Linked DNA regions of Mus musculus: region 2 is linked to region 1. A link is a contact called in ENCODE Hi-C data. All regions are on one chromosome and are shown on one strand. The core of a region is the stretch at or near the end of the contact, and the rest is flanking DNA. Distances in the headings are between cores, read along the strand shown. Region 1 holds the start of Stat4 (signal transducer and activator of transcription 4). Region 2 has its middle 9.1 kb from the start of Gm31955.

Region 1 (7,051 bases), core at 3,298-5,797:
TGAACTCAGGACCTTCGGAAGAGCAGACGGTGCTCTTAACCACTGAGCCATCTCTCCAGCCCCTCCTCCATGGTTTCTTATTCATTCCTGCCTCCAGGTTCCTGCCCTGACTTCCTTTCATGATGGGCTGTGATTTGGAACAGTGAGCTGAAATAGACCCTTTCCTCCCCAAGTTGCTTTTTGGTCATGGGTGTTTTATCACCATAATAGAAACTTTTTTTGTTTTGTTTTGTTTTGTTTTGTTTTTTGTTTTTTTGAGACAGGGTTTCTCTGTGTAGTCCTGGCTGTCCTGGAACTCACTCTGTAGACCAGGCTGGCCTCGAACTCAGAAATCTGCCAGCCTCTGCCTCCCAAGTGCTGGAATTAAAGGCGAGTGCCACCACTGCCCGGCAGAAACTCTTACTAAGATGGGTAAAGTCTATTTCCAACTAATTGTGAGTGTTGAGAACTGGGCACAACAGTGTAGTGTTATGAGGATTAGGCAAACAACGCAGATGGAGTTCTTAGCACCATGTCTGTCTGATAGAGTTCCAGCCAATGGTATTGTCATTTGAAAGAATCTGGTCGTTTGCACATTGCAATGCTTGGACACGTCGGTAGAGGGAGCACAGTCATAGGGGACTGAGTTTTGAGAAATCTTGGCTGTTAAACCCTTTTTATAAGACTCTCTTTCTCACGAAGCTTTAGTCACTGAATACAGTGACGTGGGAAGAGCAGCATCAAACTATCTTGTCCCGGAAATGTTTACAGGACCATTACCTGGTACTGGCACTCACTCCCGAGGAATGGATATGGTTTTATGTATATGCATGTCTGTTTGTCCATCATCCAAGTCTAACTCAAGAAATGCCACAGAGGAAGAAGAGAGATAAGGTTCTACCAAAGATGAGAACCAATACATGCTTACTTAAATTGTTTTTTACAAGAAATGTCAGGAGATGGCGCTGACTTGCTTCTCTTTCTGGCACCCCCACCCCCACCCAATCCTTGGTAGAATAGAAAAGTGCAGTCAGGTGAATGGATGCGGAATCCACTCTGCCTCTCGCTTGCAATATCTATGATGCTTCCTGATGCAACGGACCTCTCTTTGGCCACCTATAAAATAAGGGAGAAGAGAAAGGTCGAAAACCAACCTTTGACCTCCAAAGTTCCCTAGAACTTGACAAATTACTGTTACCAACAGCCAGTATTTACTCCCCTATCTGGTTGCCTACATCGTATCTCTGACTTCACAGCCACTTTACGTGGCATCTATATTCCCATTTCTGCAGAAGGGGATTTGGCACTCAGACAGTTCAGGTAGGTTGCATTACCAGAGCCTGGCACAGCAGAGACTGAATCAAATGCTAATAGAGCACCCAGCCTAAGCTTTATAATCCAGCAACGGGGAACGTGTTTGGGGAAGAGATGGGGAGCCTGTGGGGGTTTTTCAGTTTGAGATTCTTCATAGGAAATTCATTTTATAACTTAGTTTGCTCGTTTTCCTTGGATATTTTGCTTCGTTTAGCTCTAAAGTGAGCCGGGGCAACGAAGGGACTCGCGTAGTTAGATTTGATTCAGAAAGAGGCACAGTGGCATTAGTGTACCTTCTGAGATGCCTCCATAAAATAGACCAGAGGATGAAGGCAGATACCTCTTTCAACCAGTCAATCAAGAAGCAGGTATTCCTTTAACAGAGACTCCCTCAGGAATCCCCCTTAAGTGACTGCAGTAGATAGGGGATGTTCCATATAGTGTGTGTTGTCAGTCATCTGCAGATCTCCACATGACCTCCAATATATCTTGAGGGGGTATGAGAGGTTAATCTATTTTTATAATAATGTTTTGCTTTTCAGTAGGCTGATATTTGCACTTGCTATCAAAGAAATGTTGAGCAAAACTATTGATGCTTTACTACGAGCAAAGGAGGCAGTGCCAAATGATATTAAGCTTTACTAAGTCTCAGACCTTCAAGGTACAACTTTTTAGTATGTATGGCAAAGTAGGACATTATATTTGAAGGCATACCTGGGCCTCTCAAGGAATAGCACTTGTTCAGTTGTCTGAGTGACCAAAGTGAGCCTGCCACTGCAGGAAAGCTGGCAAAACCCAAAACAGGGAAACTCTTACTCGCCATCATGAGCTGCACAGCTTCCCAGCATGTGAGAGGTCCATGGAGACATTACCACATGTTGATTTCTTCCATTGTAGATGAACTGTACCAGCATTCAGAGTGTCTGCATAATTCTGTGCACAAACGATTTCCAAATGACTACAAAACCACACGTGGATAATAGTTCCACTCAAAATGCAAGATGCAAAGGGCTGGGGTAAACCCAGTGGCAGAGTTCCTGCCTAGCATGCCCAAGGCCCCTGGTTTGGTCCCTAACCCAACAGGGAAAAGCCATACAAAGCAAGAGGCAGTCAGACTAATGGGTTTGCTGAAACTATATATATACATATATATATATATATATATATATATATATATATATATATATATATATATACACACATATATATGTGTGTGTGTGTGTGTGTGTGTGCATGTGTGTGTGTGTGTGTATGAAGGGTTTGATGTGGTCTCAGGTTCTACAATGCAGTTGGTTCCCAAGGAACCAGCACTTACTGAGTGTGTGGTTTCAAACAATAACTTTGGCAGCCAAAAGACTATCATGATGACTGTTTTCCATTTCTATTCTAAGTGATGTCAGTCTGGATTTTCTTCAAATATCTCAAGCAAAATAATGTTATACAACATATTAAATGCTGGAGCAGCTATGAGGATCCAGCTGTGTTCTCAAAACAGACATTAGAGAGACTTAGAGTGTAACTCAGGTCTAGAGAGGTAGTGTAGGCCTGTAATCCCAGCAGAAGGATCAGGAGTTCAAGGTCATATTATACAGTGAGTTTGAGGCTAGCCTGGGCTACTTGAGACTCTGTCTCAAAACAAACCCTAAAGCCACTTTTCTCACTCTACTTTTTTGCTGGAAGACATTTTTGTTGTTTACAAAGCATGTTCATTCTAACATATAATGGGCATATTATTGGAAGCATGAATAGCTTATCTCAGATCTGAATTTTCATAGAGTGAATAGCTGCAAAACTATAATACACAAATATGGGGGTCCTCAACAAGTTTTAAAAAGCAGAGATCTAGAAGTGTCTCAAAGAGAAAGAGAGCATACCCATTTTTGTACATGTACCTGAACAGTTAAATGTAGCGATAAAGACACAAAAAGCCAATGTGATTAACACTCTAAGGCAGGAAGTAAAAGTGGCGAGTAGTGGTCTCCACCTAAGCTGTCCAGAATGGCAGCCACCAGGGCTTTAGACACTGGAAAGAAATCCACTTACACTGCAGAATCTAGGTGTTCAATAGGAAGGAATACAAAGGATCTTAGGTAGCAATTTAAATGTTTTATTATAATTTAATGTTTTATTATAATTTAAATGAAGTATTATTATTTTGTAGATATTAGGTTACTTGTGCTGATTTCACCCATTTTTTTTTTCCACTTTAAATGTGTCTGGGACTAGGGAGATGGTGCAGTGAGTCAAGCACTTACACTCGGGTAAGAGGACATGAATGTGGATCTCCATGATTCATGTAAAGCCAGCTGTGATGGTGCCATGGCAAGATGGGAGACACGGGAACCCCCAGAAGCTTCCAGGCAGTCCAGGCTGGCTAACTCAGTGTCAACAGGAGACCATGTCTCAAACAGGGTTGGAGGCAGGGGCAACACTGGATATTGTTCTCTGATCTCTACTTGGGATCTATGGCATGCCAGCACTCACACATGCTCTGAACATATGCCTATATCCACACACAAATCGAAAGGGAGGGGGGAGAGACAGAGATTAAGAACATGAGGGGGATCAGAAAATGCAAGGAGTGTGTTCTGTTTCTCCCAGACAGCTGGTCAAGAAGAGTAAAGAAATTCAGCGTAAACAAACAAACAAAAACCTACTGTGGGTTTGGGGGCATTGTTACATCTTCACAAAGTCTAGGATTTCACTGTGTGTGGGGTGGCATGGGGGGGGTACCTGGTGAGAAGATGCAGTGGGGGGAACATCAGGAGTGAAAAATGACAGTGCCCAGACTTGTCTGAGTCACAGCCTCAGCTCCTGAGAGGGAGAAAAGTTTCCTGGGTAGGGTGTGAATGGCTTAGTTGTCACTTGGGAGAGAAGAATCCAGGTGGCACACCTGTGTGATGGCTGGTCATTGATATGATACAGGCTTTTGCCTAGGTATACTACCCTAGACACATGTGTATCCAGTCTGCCCATTGCTTTCCACCAGTCTGATTTATTTTGCTGAACTCTGGTAGAATTTTTTTCCTGTTCAAGGCATTAATATCTAAAGGAATCCGCTGGAAGTCAGTGATCCCTGAGAGATGACTGTCTATCTTAGTCCAGTGGCTATGTCTCTGAGTAACTTTGTTCACCTGCCTGGTCCTCAATGTCTTCAGAAAGTGAAATTTAGAACGGAAAGGAACCGAGGTTCCACCCAGCTCTGTGATTCTAGAACAGACCCATGTCATAAAGAGGGGAGCACACAGACTACAGGTACCAAGACAAGGTGGAAGCTGGCCAGAGAGGGCATACACCGAGAACTTTTACACGAGTTGCCACAAACCTGTGTAAGCCTGTCTTCTCACAAGACAGCAGACCCTGCTGTTGGTTGGTGTGTTGATGCTGGCTCCCTAGAAAGGATGGAGTTATGTCTAGGAAAACAGGAATCCCAGTCCTTCAGTGTGTACCTCTTACTCTACACACCTTGGGACAATTTGCATTTGTAAGAGTGGCTACTAGGGATGGGGCGGTGCTCTGCCAAGGGGGCTTCAGCCTGACTTTGTAAAGCGTTTCTAGAATAGAGTGGATAGGAACTGCCTAAAGTCCCAGGGACTCAAACACTGACGCACAGGAAAGCCTCAAGTGGGTGGAGAAATGCAAATCCCCTAGAGGAATGGCGTCAGCGGCTGTGGACCCTGAAGGCCGATTCTGACTTTGGACTTGTGCAGTGCCACTACCTGGACGGAGAGAGAGAGAGCCAGGTAAGCCAGGCAGCCCGCATCTGCGTGTGGCCTCTCCACAATAGGAAACATCTAGGCAGGATTCTTGGGGCGTCTTTCTACAATTGGTATTAACACGACTGGGGAGGAAGGGATGCCTATAAAAAGAAGGGTCCTACTCATTACACTCAGATCACTCAGAAAAAAAGTCTTCCAAAGACTTAAATGGAGATCTGGCTCCGGATCTTTACTGAAGGAGGGAGAAGTCGAGGCATCTCCGTGAAGCGGAGGGGTGGGTTGGGGGCTGTGCTGCTGCGGAGGTGTGTCAGCTAAGGGCTGGAAGACAGCCCTAATTTTCTTTAGCCAACGGAGGGCTGTGATATCTGACCCGAGATTGGCACATCTGGGTTTCAGGGAAACACCATCCCGCTAGGGTAGCCGGTGATTGTGGCTTTGAGAAGTGTGAGTGATGCTTAAAGTAGGTCGTCCCTTTGCAAAGAGGTCAAAGAGTCAACAGCACTGCTAGCACCCGGGAAATGGGCCTGAATGCAGGAATACCAGGAGGGAGCCGGCAGGCATCCAGGTTTTAGATGGAAAGTACTTGTCCTGAGACAGGACAATGAGCCCCTAGAGAGTGAAAACAAAGACACCCGCTGGAGGTCTGAACACCAAACAACAGCGACAACACCAGAACAAACCACCACCCCCCCCACCCCCAAAAAAAAACCCAACAAAAAACCTCGCTTTAATTTCTTAAAGTTTTAGAAAAGTAATTTTAAAAGGAACTTATCAAATCCACTCTCATTCGCTACCCTCCAGATCTTCTCCTTTTCTCCCTAGGGTATTTATTCCCTCTCAACTTTATGTGCTGGTTTGCTTGTTTGTTTATTTGTTTGGTTGGTTGATTCACGTAGTGATGCCTGCATGTGCATGGATGATGATGTGGGATTGGACGCAGACCCTGAACCATCAATTGCCAATAACTCCTCAGCCAGGGGTGGGACTTCCTGAGCTCCAAACGAGGTCTGAAGGTTTTCCTCTTTAGGGTACGCCAGGGAGAAAAGGGTCCTTCTGCACCTTGCTTCAGCCTTGGTTTGCAAGAGTGACTTATCTGAGTGATTTGACTGTAAGATAATAAAATTACCCTGCATTCAAATAACAAAATAGAAACAACAGAAACAGTGAAAGCGGCGACCCTGTCTTCAGCTCCTGACCTCCTGATGCCACTGGTAGAAGAGAATGCTCCAGTTCTGTTCCCAGACCTGGGAAGTTTGTCAGAGCTGCACGTTGTGGGCAGGATTCTCAATCCCTCTTTGGCGCTTGATTGTTTGTAAAGCCCAAGGTGCTTGCTATTCTCCCACCTATTCAGGGGCCCATCAGGAGGCCCAAATAAGCTTTCTTAAATTATTTACTTTACTAAGCACTCACAACATACCTGCAATGGCCAGCCATGAGGGCTCATAAACATAAAGTCATATACAAGTTCAAGATAGCTTCTCTCCCTATCTACATTTTTCTGAGAGAAGCACAACTTTTATTATTTTATTTATTGATTGACTTATATTTATACATTAGTATAGTTTATAACATTTAGTTATAAAGTTAGCTCAAGGAAAAGGTGTTTGAAAATGTTCCCACTGGCCGGGCGTGGTGGCGCACGTCTTTAATCCCAGCAATCGGGAGGCAGAGGCAGGCGGATTTCTGAGTTCGAGGCCAGCCTGGTCTACAAAGTGAGTTCCAGGACAGCCAGGGTTACAAGGAGAAACCTTGTCTCGAAAACCCAAAAAAAAAAAAAAAAAAAAAAGTTCCCACTGAAATCTGAAGACTCAATTTGTTCTATAAGCAAAGAGAAACGTCATACCTCCAAGATGTATTGAAATATTGGGGTGAAAGTTTTGCCCTTGACTTACTATTACTAATCAAGAAATCTGCATTCCAAAAGAGCAAAGGCAATAACTTAGTAACGTCAGGGGAATTAAGTCATACTGATTTTTCTATGCTAGAACGTACATCTACAGCCTCTGTGCTGGACAGAGTGGGAACATATAGGTTACACT
Region 2 (7,051 bases), core at 2,188-4,687, 290 kb after region 1:
AAATGAAAGGAGAAAGAAAGGACGAAGAGAGGGAAGAGGAAGAAAGATCATTGGTAGACAGGGAAAGCTGGCAAAGTGTCAATCAAAATCTCCTCAGGACAGAGGAAAATCTCCTCAGGACAGAGGGAAAATCTCCTCAGGGTTGTCTGTGGGAAGCTGCGTCACATGGTGTGTTTGTGTAGAATGGAAGATGGTTTCCCCTGGTTGCAGCCTCACAAGCCTCTCTCCACAGCCCAATGATGTGTAGAATGAAAGAAGATTATCAATGCAAACTCATGGATTCCTTTTGCTTTTTTGTTTTTGTTTTTAGATTCCAGGAGAGGGTGTGTAGCAATGTGAGTAACTATCTATTAGAATACTTGAAATGGGCCAGTGAACCAAGCAGGAACTGAGGGACAGGTTGAGACAGGGAAGAAATCCTTTAAAGACTGGCCAACCTAGTCCTCTGTTGTGACAAGGAAGAGTGGGGCCCAAGAGGTCTTTACCATGTGCCTAGCACTCAGACTCATGTCCTGTGCTTGATTCTTCCTCCAGAGAGTGTTTCCATGGAAACACTGGAATTTATGTAGATGGTCTTAATCTAACTCCTCAGTGACTTTGTACATGTGGAAAGCAGCCAGATCTCATGGGTGGATCATTAAACTAGAATTCTTTTCTAAGCACGCCAGTACCTTAAAGTGTGACCTTGACTTAAGACAGGCCATCCACCTGTTGAAAGAAATGACCCCAGGGATATGGGCCTGCTGCCTCCATTAAAGGCCGGCTCTTCAAAAACATGCAGAGCTAATCAATCCCTTCTGGTTTCTTCATGCCGAAAGGGACTGTTAGGAGAATTATAAAGATAATATCTACAAAGGACTTTGAGCTCATTCAATAAAAAAATGTGTTTATATGGCCTGAGGCGCTCTGGTAGACAGACTTTATGTATTAATCGTTGTGTCTAGAGGTACACACAGGTGTGGATTCAGAGGCCCAGAGCTAAAATATTTAACTCAGTCCTGTCCTTCAACACCTTTGGAGACATGGGGTGGTGGTGGGGGGGGGGTTCACCATAGTGCAAGACCTTGAGCTGTGTCTGAGTTTATGTGAACCATGTGTACAGGAGCCCTCCAAGGCCAGAAAAGGTGTAAAGCTAATTTGAATGACTGACATGATTCATCTTTCAGTGGAATGACAGTCAGTCAATGTGAGTTTGAGGGGTATTTCTTGCTACCCCAAAGTACTGTGTCATTCATGTGAAGGGCTCTACATTTCATGTTGTATTGTAAGATATAATTTGGGTTCTAACAGCTTCTTCTTGACACCAGTATTTAACCAAGACAAAGTCATCAAAATGATATAAATGTGATAATCACATCTATTTCTTGGAAAAAATTTTTAAAGAAAATGTGATTAAAGCACTATAATAGTGTGCGTGGATATCGAAAATGTGATCAAATCTCCACAATGGGGATGTTCATGGATGCTGAAGGAGGAAAGATCACACCCACATTTCTTATACGATTCAAACATGAGGTCGATATATAAAAGGGATTTCTAATTGAGGAAAGGATAAAAATGGTGGATATTGCAAAGTGTTAACTTTCAATAGAGGTGACAGTGAACAAAGCTGTGGAAGAGAAAAGAACCAAGTATCAGGAAGCCGTAAAAATAATGATTGGAGTCGGACAATAACAGATCAAGAAACTGGAACCTGATGAAAAAACCCACAGGGAGCTATAAAAGAGGCATTTGAAACAGGAAGTGATGTGGGAAGGGAAGATAATTTTAGCCTGCTTACAGGAGGTAGCAGCTGTGGGTGTGAAGAGAACAGATTAATTTTAAATGTGTCCCAGAAGTAAGATTTTTTTTTTTTTAGAGTGTGGGAACAATGATGAGGGGAACCCAGTTGAGAGCTGTACCAAGCAGGAGTCCAAACAGAGTATTGTTTCCATTTTTGGACACTGGGCACACAGAAACTTTGATTAACTAGGTCATTCAAGACACCAGGGCCAAGGAACAATATGCTAATGGTGAGTCTATAGATAGAGTAAGGGTATCTATAGATATAGAGATATTGGCAGCTCTGCTTAGATATCTGCAGGTCTACTATAAGGAAGAAAAGGATAACACCTGCCTGAACATGTTCAGAAGAAAGCAACAGACCAAGACAAGTTAGAGTAAATGTTGCTCAACAGTTATGCATGCCTGGTATCAAAATAGGCGTGGGTAAAGCCATATTCTGCACACATTTGAGTGGATAATGTTTAATAACTGGGCTTATTTGACACTCTTGTACAAATCCCTCTCCAATTAGAGGGGCATGTGACTTGTTGATATGAACTTGAGTCTTTACACATATGATGCTACATTCTCCATCTCTTATTTGAAGGCTACTTATCATCAGTTAACACTACCTACCAAGAGGAAAAGTAACCAGATATACTTGTGACCACCATTTGTCATAATAAATTAACTGGTATGTTAAACATCATCTAAGAGTTTTGATTTTTCTTAATTAGTTATTTATTTTGGGATCATTAGCAAGAGCCTCTGAAGGCCTTTCTTCTTGTTAATTACCCTGTGACATAAATTAAAGTCCAAAGGACCAAGAGATAACTCAGTGGTTAAGAGCACTTACTGCTCTTGCAGAGGACCCAAGTTTGGTTCTTAGTACCCACGTTGGACAGTTCACAATTGCCTGTAACTCATTCCATGGGATCTGACAGCATTTGCTGGACTCTGTGGGCCCAAACACTGACATATACACCCCCTTACATATTCCTAATTAAAAATAAGTTAATGTCTAAGTGGAGACTAATGAGTATTCAAACTGAGGAGCATGGGGAGGGTTTGACAATAGATCTATAAGACAAATAGTTTACCAATAGCGAACAGCATAGTCCCATCTCTTAGATAAAGAGATCTCTTAGGTTATAAAATTATACATATAAAATTAGGTCCAAAGGTCTGTGAAGTGGCTCAATGTGTAAAGGTGCTTGCTGCTGGGCCTGAGAACCCAAGATCTATTCCCAGTACCCACATGGTAGAAGAAGAGAACCAATCACTGAAAATTGCTCTCTGACCTCCATAGACATATTGGGACATGCACAACTCAACACTCACATGGGCACACAAAAAAAGTGAGGAAGGGACTCCATTAAGGATAAGAAATAGATTCATAATGAGTTACAGAGCGTTAGTATCCATGCTAACATCTGTTTGCGACTTATAGAAATATTTGCACTGGTGTTTAGCCTGATTTCCATGACCACTTAGAACAGGAGGACAATTGGGGAGTTATCACTGTCTCCCAGGCTTGAAGATCAAGGAAATTTATACCAGATGCTGGTGAAGGTGGTATATGGAGAAAACTGTTTGAAAGGAGAGCTCACAGCCAACTCCAGAGAGGCAGCAGAAGATGCTCTCCTGCTGGTTTTCACAGTGGCTGAAGTCAACCAGCCAGCTGGCATCCATCTATTTCATTCATTTTTCTGGGGCACAAGGTAGAGCTAAGGAAAATGTGTCTGTAGGGAGCGATGGAAGAAATCCTTAGAGCAGAGTCCTCCCGGAGGCACCATTTGCACTTGGGTAATACCAGGATAAGAAAGATGATTAACAACAGCTCTGTGGCTTAACCCTCTGCTAGCCAGCCTGAGGTCCTATTGTCTAGGATCAGTACCTCCCCTAGGACTTTCCTTGTAGCTTAGTAACTAGCTGTTCTATTTCCCAGTCAATGGTCTATTCAGAGAGAAGACACAGTGACTTCATAGTGAACCAGTAGAAGGAGGATATATGGAAGGGTTTTCTTCTGGTTTCCTTACCTGGGGGCCCGTGAAGCTGATGGAAGGCAGCTGAGAACACTCTCCATGAAGCAGTCACAGTGCTGAAGTAGAGCTTCAAGTCAGTTCCTTGTTCTGTGAGCATCTATGGAGCTAGGGAATGTTTTAAATGGGTAGAGTAAGAAGGCTGCATCATAGGAAAACAGTTCTGGTAAGCTGCCCAAAGACACATCAGAGGGAAAAGCTCTGATTTCCAAAGTTCTGATAACACTTCGAATCTATTTGTTAGCCTTAATAAACATTCTTTTTAACCTAATTTTATACTTGTAATTTCATCATCTTTTCCAAAATGATCAACTCAACAAAACCTTGAAAAGCCATACTTTGCTATGTCTACATGGAATATTACTTATATTCAAATTAGGTCATTAGTCAGTGTAAAGTACAAGAGATGTTAGAAATAAACAGGGGTGTGTGTGTGTGTGTGTGTGTGTGTGTGTGTGTGTGTGTGAGAGAGAGAGAGAGAGAGAGAGAGAGAGAGAGAGAGAGAGAGAGAGAGAGAGAAGGCCTGCGTACACATGCTAACAAGAATGGCAGCTAGCTAACAGCAGTCCATGTGCATAAACCCAGCCCTATACATGGCAGCATGCTGCCTAGCAGTTCACTTCTCTCCCATATTTATGATCCTTGGACATACATGTAATTATGGCATGTAATTATGGGCACATCCATTTAGCCACCTCAGACCTCAACTCTAACCACTTGACGCTGCCAGCTCTCTGCCCAACTGTGACTATAAGGACATCTTCGAAATGTTGCCAGTGAACTCTGGCTCCAATAGGAGCATCTGTTTGAAGATTCTACTTGATAACTATCTTCTGAGTAGTAGATTTCTTCTACCTTTCTCCTGCACATAATCTTAAGAATTGGGACCCATGGCAGTAGGTGCTATTATTGAGACAATACATCTCTTCTTGCAAATTTCCTTTCTCTTCATGCTTTCATGTTGGCAACCTTGCTGTGTGGCTTGTTGATTGTCGTAAGCCTCTGCTGATTGTTCCCTCTGTTCGTTTGTTCCTTGGGAGTTCTGGAGCAGGCTCCTAGAGAACCTCCCTGCTTTAACCTTATCTTCCATTACTTCTTAGAGTAGCTAGAGCGCAGATCTCAAGCCATGCACCTGACACACCACTCCCCTTGTACCAAATTATGACAACCTCACAACCCTATTAAGTAAATCCAAGCCTTGTGTTGAAGATACATCACTGATCTGTTGAAGACTCGCTTGTGTCTGCTTTTGGCCATTGCCGTCCTATTTTTATCTAAAGTTGCAGAATGCATCTATGCTGGTCATCTGTTCAGCTTACTCTATGTCAGTCCCTCAGGACTTGACCTCCTTCAGTTATGGCAACCATATAAAGTAGTTACATTTATCTTTATTTTATGAGGAAATTAACCCTTAGAGACAGAACATTGACCAAGGCTAAACACTGGATGAGGACTCTGTCTTGTCTGTCTGCAACTGGGAAATAAAGAAGGTGATGCTAACACTGGGGACACATCAATTGTAATATCACCTTAATCTAGAGTATGATTGTGGCACACCTTAGGGGTCCTGGGACATGACCTGTTCATCTCCTTCCTCTCCCCACCACCTTCCAGTGTGGATAAACTCCGTTTCAGTTTCTCTCTCCAACAAGGTTCTGTCTACAAACCACATCTGCTCTGAACTTTACTTCCCATGGTGACTCAAGCAAAAGCGAGTAATGAAGACTTAAGAATGCAATGCCCTGTGAAATAGGTATGGCATGCAGGAAAGAGGAAGCGATACATAAGACTGGGTGTAAAAAAATATAAAGATAACAAGTGTTTCCTTTTCAGTTAGCCAGAGTTATCTACTAGAGCTCTATTTTAAGACTTACACATAGGCTAGGAAGATAGTTTAAATGGCAAACTGCCTGTTATGCAAGCCTGGGATCATGAGTTCGATCCCTACTACCCATGGAAGAAGCCGAGTTGGTGGCATGTGCCTATAGTACCAGGGCTGGGGAGGCAGAGCCAGGCAAATTCCTGAGTTCACTGGCTAGCCAAACTAACCTACTTGGAGAGTCCCAGGGCAGTGAGACACCCTGTCTCAAACAAAACAGACAAAAAAAGCACAGTTCCTGCGAAACAACAGCAGAGGCTGACCTCTGACCTCCACAAAGGTGCACATGCAGCCATGAGCAGGCATGTAGACATACATGAGTTCTCTCTGCCTGTCTCTGTCTGCCTGTCTCTCTGCTCTCTCTGTCTCTCTGTCTCTGTCTCTCTCTAGAGTTCTTAGAAGTATCACTAAATTTGGCCTCTATTCTCAGGGGGCTTTCAGTCTAGTCAAGAGACCTAGTGCAAATAAAAAATTGAAGTAGGATGCTCTCTGATAGGGTTCTGCCATAGGTTAACTACTGGGGGAGTCTGGACATAAAGCAGATCCAAGAGCCTTGAACAGACCTTAACCTGGTCAAATAATCTCTGGATGCTGTGGTAGGATTTAGTAAAACAACAGAGATGTAAGAACAAAGTGCTCTGGATGCATGAGAGAGCCAGTTAGCTGTGCTGGAGTATATGGTGTATGTATGCAGCACACTGATGAGGTAACCTCCCAGAGGAGATCAGGCAACATGTGAAAGAAAGGCATCCCGTCAGGCAAAGAAGGGGATGAGTGAGGATAGGAAAGACAGAAATCAGCGTGTAAGAAGTTATTACACTAAAATTCAAAATTCTGTCCTTAGAATGTTCTTTCTTGAATAACTCAGATGTGCCATCGTCCTATAATGATTTAGTGATGTTAGTGATAGCCTCCTGTGCTGTTACATCATACTGTAAATGAGCAGAACCTGTCATAACGTTGTCTTTGGCATTCAACACAGTTTATACTTGGCCTTCTTGGTTTTAGTGGATTTTTAGTCGGTGACTCGATGTGCACCATTTATTTAGTAATATTTTATGAATTAAAAATTGGAAGGAGGGATGGCAGATTATCCACACAAGCTCCGATGAAAATCACTTCTGTCTTCCACTAGATGGCATTGGAAGAACATGGCACATCCCCTAGTTCTCACTGAGGCTGAGTAAGATGTTTGCGTTGTGGAGACTACACAACTGTTGTTGTCTACACATCTCTGCATAACACTCGCTCCTTAACAGAGGTTTAGTTTTGAAGTAGCCGGTAAATGCCTGCACTTACAATTCATAGCAAGAGAAAGTGATGAACAATTCTTAAAACAGTTAAAGCAGATTCAATCAACCCCTTT

Evidence for each region. A loop is a pair of places that touch in the nucleus more often than their neighbours do.
Region 2: a map of v-Abl transformed pro-B cells shows a loop between it and region 1 (3-fold over the local background). The contact joins the enhancer-like site here to the promoter of Stat4 in region 1. A Hi-C loop is called at or near these places in 1 of 37 maps with a recorded cell type or tissue (v-Abl transformed pro-B cells).

The regions. Positions count from the first base shown.
Region 1 is chr1:52,003,693-52,010,743 of GRCm38, forward strand. Stat4 (signal transducer and activator of transcription 4) reads left to right here and starts at 4,548. Exons shown (of 24, transcript NM_011487.5): 1 at 4,548-5,036.
Region 2 is chr1:52,292,950-52,300,000 of GRCm38, forward strand. No RefSeq gene overlaps it. Among named protein-coding and RNA genes, the nearest start is that of Gm31955, 9.1 kb to the right of the region's middle. Within about 2 kb of position 3,438, at least 1 of the 3 ENCODE cell types and tissues checked has a DNase peak (open chromatin) inside an H3K27ac peak, as active enhancers do.